2 separate regions of the Mus musculus genome follow, and region 1 is linked to region 2. Evidence: chromatin loops called from intact Hi-C (ENCODE). Cell type or tissue: heart. All regions are shown on one strand.

What was found. A loop is a pair of places that touch in the nucleus more often than their neighbours do. Peaks named below come from ENCODE experiments on the same cell type or tissue, not always from the same donor. Only the 100,000 strongest peaks of a DNase experiment are listed, where the experiment ranks them.
Region 1: a loop joins it to region 2, with 9 times the contacts of the local background. A loop is called at or near these places in 11 of 42 quality-filtered maps.

The regions. Positions count from the first base shown.
Region 1 is chr5:142,477,415-142,479,914 of GRCm38, reverse strand. It overlaps Ap5z1 (adaptor-related protein complex 5, zeta 1 subunit), which reads right to left. Exons shown (of 17, transcript NM_172725.2): 17 at 1,200-2,500. The coding sequence ends at 2,429. Among named protein-coding and RNA genes, the nearest start is that of Ap5z1, 15 kb to the right of the region's middle. In heart, a CTCF peak has its summit at 965 (motif pointing left); DNase peaks (open chromatin) are centred at 824 and 2,433; H3K4me3 peaks cover 374 bases; H3K27ac peaks cover 373 bases.
Region 2 is chr5:142,716,936-142,719,435 of GRCm38, reverse strand. It overlaps Slc29a4 (solute carrier family 29 (nucleoside transporters), member 4), which reads right to left. Exons shown (of 11, transcript NM_146257.2): 7 at 1,600-1,844; 8 at 838-979; 9 at 538-725. Among named protein-coding and RNA genes, the nearest start is that of Slc29a4, 16 kb to the right of the region's middle. In heart, a CTCF peak has its summit at 1,201 (motif pointing right); DNase peaks (open chromatin) are centred at 847 and 1,185; H3K4me3 peaks cover 603 bases; H3K27me3 peaks cover 912 bases.

The sequences.
Region 1 (2,500 bases), 240 kb after region 2:
CACACACACACACACATTCATACCACATATTAAAACCTTGGCATGTGTGCAAACGGGTTGTCAAGCATTCATATGAAAGGTGATTATAACAGCCGAGGAGGTGTAAAAGCTTCACCAACGTCACGGGGGCCTAGGAGCCTGGAGCCCAAGCCTCTAGCCAGACGAAGGTAGGAAGAGTGGCTGAATACCGTATGTGACCCTCTGAGGGGCCAGGGCAGCCCCTGCCATCTGAGTGGGCACTTGGCTTTGTCTGGTGCTCAACAAGAAGAGGGCAGTGTGTCTTCAAACACCTCTGCCCTTGTTCAAGCTGGCATGGCTTCATCAACTTTCTGTGCAGTGCTGGTGGAGCCATGTACCCTGTGACTGAAGGATGCCAAGGTTCTGGGCTGCAGAGATGGCTCAGTGGTTAGGATCACTAGGAGTTCTTCCTGAGGACCTGGGTTCAATTCCCAGCACATGGGGGCTCACAAGCTTGCGACTCCAGTTCCAGTGGGTCTGAGGCTCTCTGACCTCTGCATGCAAAACATGCGCATGGCGCGCTGACATGCATGCAGGCAAAAACACTCACTGAATAAAGCAAAAGGCTAATTTTTTTTTTAAGTCACTAATGACACTGTCCTTCCTGCCCTCACAGGAACAGATAGCACTCCCTGAACACATCTGTCCAGGCCCAGCTCGGGGAGGGAGTTTGGCCCGGGCCCAACAGGCCTAGTGGTAACAAGTAAAGCTCTCCCTGAACGTGAATCCGGACACGAGGCCCACGTGGGCTTTAGTAACCCCGTGGCCTCGATAGGTGCACCCCACTTAGCCGCACACCTCAGCCGGAGCCTAAATTCAACTTTTCCTGAGGGAACTCCAGCCCCAATACAGAGCCCAGAAACAAAGTGAAGGATGGAGTTGTGGGTGGGGCCAAAGGCGTGCGCATCAATAAACTGGTGCGGTGGCGCCATCTGGTGGCCATGTGCTGTCAGTGCCTGAGTAGTTCTGAAGAACTATCTGTCCAGGGCTCAGGAAAATTGCAAAAATTCTCAGCAGGCAGGAGCCTGCACCCTTGAGCACCATGAAACCTGGAAGCCTCTGTGCAGAACCACTGGAGCACATAAAAGTCCTCCAAGTCTAGCCTTCCATATCCTTAAGTTAGGAAGCAGCATAATTAGGCAAACACCACCTGCATGTGGACCCAGAAGACACCGCGCCCTCATGAATACACCTTGAGTTTTATTTAGCTTTTAAAATGTCTTATGTGACCAAGGCATGGCGTGCGTTCTGAGAGTTGGTTCTTGCTTTCCAGCTCGTTCTTCCACTGCTGTAGCAAGCCTTTGAGCTTTGAACTGCTGTCTTCACAGCTACATACACACCATGGTACGCAGCCTTACACATGAGATCCAGGGGTCAACCCTGGGTCATCAGGGGCATCTAGCAAGGCCTTTTATGTGCTGAGTCATCTTCTAGGCCCAATTTCTTTTGTAGCCCAGGCTGCATTTCAAGTTGTTACCTAGCCAAGGCTGACCTTGAACTTCTGACCTTTCTCGAACTTCACTCCACCTGCTGAGTGCTGGGATTGCAGTGTGCACCCCATGCCTGGGGTTACACTCAGGATTAAACTCAGGGCTTTGTGAGTTTCAGCTCCAGAGCATGTCATTTCTGTCACATCAAGGACACAGGAGCCAATCAGGGGACCCAGGTATTTCCCTCAACAGAGGGCAGGGTGGGAAGGCAGCAGCCCAGGCTCCCTGGCTCTCCAAGTCCAAGGAAGGCAGAGAGAGGGGCCTGGGCTGTACACAGCACTGGAAGATTTACTTGGTGGCAGGCACAATGGCTCAGTAGGTAAAGGCGCTTGTCACTGAGCCAGGCAACCAGCCAAGACCCACATGGCTGAGGAGAGAACCGAGTAGCAAAAGCTGTCTCCTGATCTCGTGTGCACTGTGGTGTGTGCAAGCACATACATGTAATATTAAAGAATTCTCTTTTGGTTTTTTGAGACAGGGTTTCTCTGTGTAGTCCTGGCTGTCCTGGAACTCACTCTGTAGACCAGGCTGGCCTTGAACTCAGAAATCCACCTGCCTCTACCTCCTGAGTGCTGAGATGAAAGGCATGTGCCACCACTGCTCAGCATAAATAATTCTTTAGTTTATTTTTCCTGCACTGCTCCCTGCCCCCAAATCCAGAAATGAGTAACAGCAGCAAGCAGACCAGGCCATTTCTGCTCGGCCTAGGAAGTAACACTCAGTCACCTACCGGCTGCTCAAGGCTGACTGGCCAGCCACAGAGACAAGGTGAGATGACTCATCCCCAGGGGCTGGTGATCCCATCCTGACAGTCATGTCCACCATGCCTCACGAGTCACCCACGCCTGCAGCTCAGCTCCAATACTGCTGACTGCCCAGGCTCTCACGCTGTAGCTACTGTTCAGGTGGTGACTGTCCCTTCAACCTGGCAGGAGGCCAGCCTCCTTCTCCACCAGCCGGCTGACCGTGCGCAGAGCCAGAGGCAGGGCCAC
Region 2 (2,500 bases):
GGCTCTACCACTGAGCCACACCCCAGCCCCTCACTGGGGATTCTAGGCAGGGGCTCTACCACTGAGCCATACCCCAGCCCCTCCCTGGGGGACTCTAGAGCACTCCTGGTGAAGGGCTTGTAATGTAGCTCAGTGGTAGAATGCTTGCCCTACAAGGCCAAGGCCCTGGGTCCCACCCTGCATACTCCACAGTATTCAGCAAACTGACTGCAAAGAGACGTGAGCTTGCAGCATGGCTAGGGTGCCACTCCAGCCCTATCTACTTGTGTGACAGACGTGCTGCCCAGCTGGCAGCCTGTGCCTGTGTCATCCTCAGACAGATCCACTAGTGACTGTGGGGCAGGAGAAATCAGGACTGATTCTAGCCTGAAGCACAGTTGATACCAGAGAGACCAGGCAGGGGCTAGACTCCACAGGACAGTGTTAGAGATGGTGACACTCATGGCTACCATTCTTCCAACACGTACCCTCAGCCTGGCTTTGCTCCAGAAAGACCAGAGCCTTACTAGGGTTCCCCAAAGCCACCCTGAGGCTCACCTTGCCCACAAAGTCTGACAGGTTGAACACGGCCATCACCAGGATGGGCAGCCACTCCCCCAGCACGCAGTGGCGGATCTCGGACTCCAGGCCCGGAAACAGGCACAGTGTAATGAAGTAGGTTACCGCAATGGACAGCATGTCGGCCCAGATGACCCGCGCCACGACGTATCGGTGCAACAGCAGGGCTTGTGGGGGGAGGGGAGTGAGGAATGTTAGAGGCTGGCGCTCATGGGGCCCCTGCTGTCTCAGCCCGTGTGACAGCCACGGACGCCACCGGACTCCACAGTATCACGTTACCTCTGAAGGTGGGCCAGCTTCGTTTGACTCGTGGCCGGGGCACATCAAAACGCATGTAGACCCCACTGTTGCTGTGCGTCACCTCATGGGCCGGGCTCTCCTTCGGGGACCTGCTGCTGGATAGGGCTGGAGTTTGGTGCTCCTGTGTGTCAAAGAATGATGGGAGTCATGGGTTAGATACCCAGAGCAAATGGTGGAGCCACAGTCATCTAGACATTAAGTTAGTACCTGCTGTGTGCACTTCCTTATCAAGGGATACTATTTCCCTTGATTCCCTCCACCCAGCCTTAAGTCACAGAGCCTTAAGTCACACAGCCCTGGAACCTGAGCTGGGGCTGGGTGGAAGGGTAATGCAGGATGTGACCACCAGAGGGCGCTCTATCTTCGCAGAACTGCAGATTGGCTAACCCAAGGAGTTGGTAGTAAGAAGTAATGATCTGTATTGGGGTCCTCACAGAGGCAACCCCTGAGCTGTAATGGAAGGGAGCGTATTATAGGGTTCCCCTGGCTTCCATTAATCATACTTTTGAGGTTCTGTTAATCTGCCACAGATCCCGGGCTCTTCTCCCTGGCCATAGCTAGAAAGGCCTCACTTCCTACTGTCCCAACAGGGAGTCATGGAAGGTGGTCCACAGAATGGAATTTCTCAGGGTACAGAAACAAACCTGCAGCTTGAGATTGAGGGATCAATAACAGGGCCAACGAGGAACTCTTCAGGCGCCTGTGTGGGAGAAGGAGGCCAGGCCAGGCCAGGACACTTACAAAGTGGATGTCTCCGGATGCGACATCGTGGTGCACTCGGTAGCCTGCCTGGACGGGGCGGCTGTCACGGGGCCGAGTGGTATAGTAGAGCACAAAACGGCTGCGCCGCACCAGCAGATGCAGCAGGAAGCACAGGAGCTCCAAGCCGGCAGACACCAGGAAGAAGATGATGGTGCTGGCCCGCTCGTCCGGGAGCAGCAGCTTAGTGAGGATTCGACTCAGAGAGATCATCACCCCTGCCGTGCCTGGAGGGGAGGCAGTGGCACATCAACATTCCCTGAAGCTTCTATCACCCGTGCCACCCTCCGATGCTCTACCGCCCTTGCTCCCACCCCACTCCACCCCATCCACCAGCCCTTCCTCACTGGGTCCTCTCTGCTCCATCCTTCTACTGTTCTGGGCCCCCCACCCACAGCACCTGGTCCATACTGGTCCATCATCCTACAAGACCCCACAGCCTGCACCCTGTCCAAGCGATGGCTCCTCCTAGCCCCTCCCTACATTGCCAAGCCCCACCAGTTACCAGTTACATCTTGTCTGGGCTTCTCTCTAAGCCTTCTCCAGCCACTTGCAACCCCTCTCCTTGTCTCCCTGCCCCCAGCCCTGATGAATCTGCTCTCACCAGCCCCACCCCTCAGCTGCCTGTCTATCCATCCAGCCTGCCTCAGCTCCCCTTCCCCCAGGGCCCCCCACAACCCCTGTCTGACTCTGCCATCCACTCACACACCATGGGCACCATCACTGGGCTCTTGTTGGGCATCCTGCCTTGAGCTGCTCCCTACAAGGAGGACACAAGGCTCCTGCCTTCCTAGGCTTGATGGCAAGAGGCCACAGACAAGCCACAGAAACACATAACAGTGGTACAGGGTGTACGCCCGGGCAGAGGATGTGGCGAGAGGGG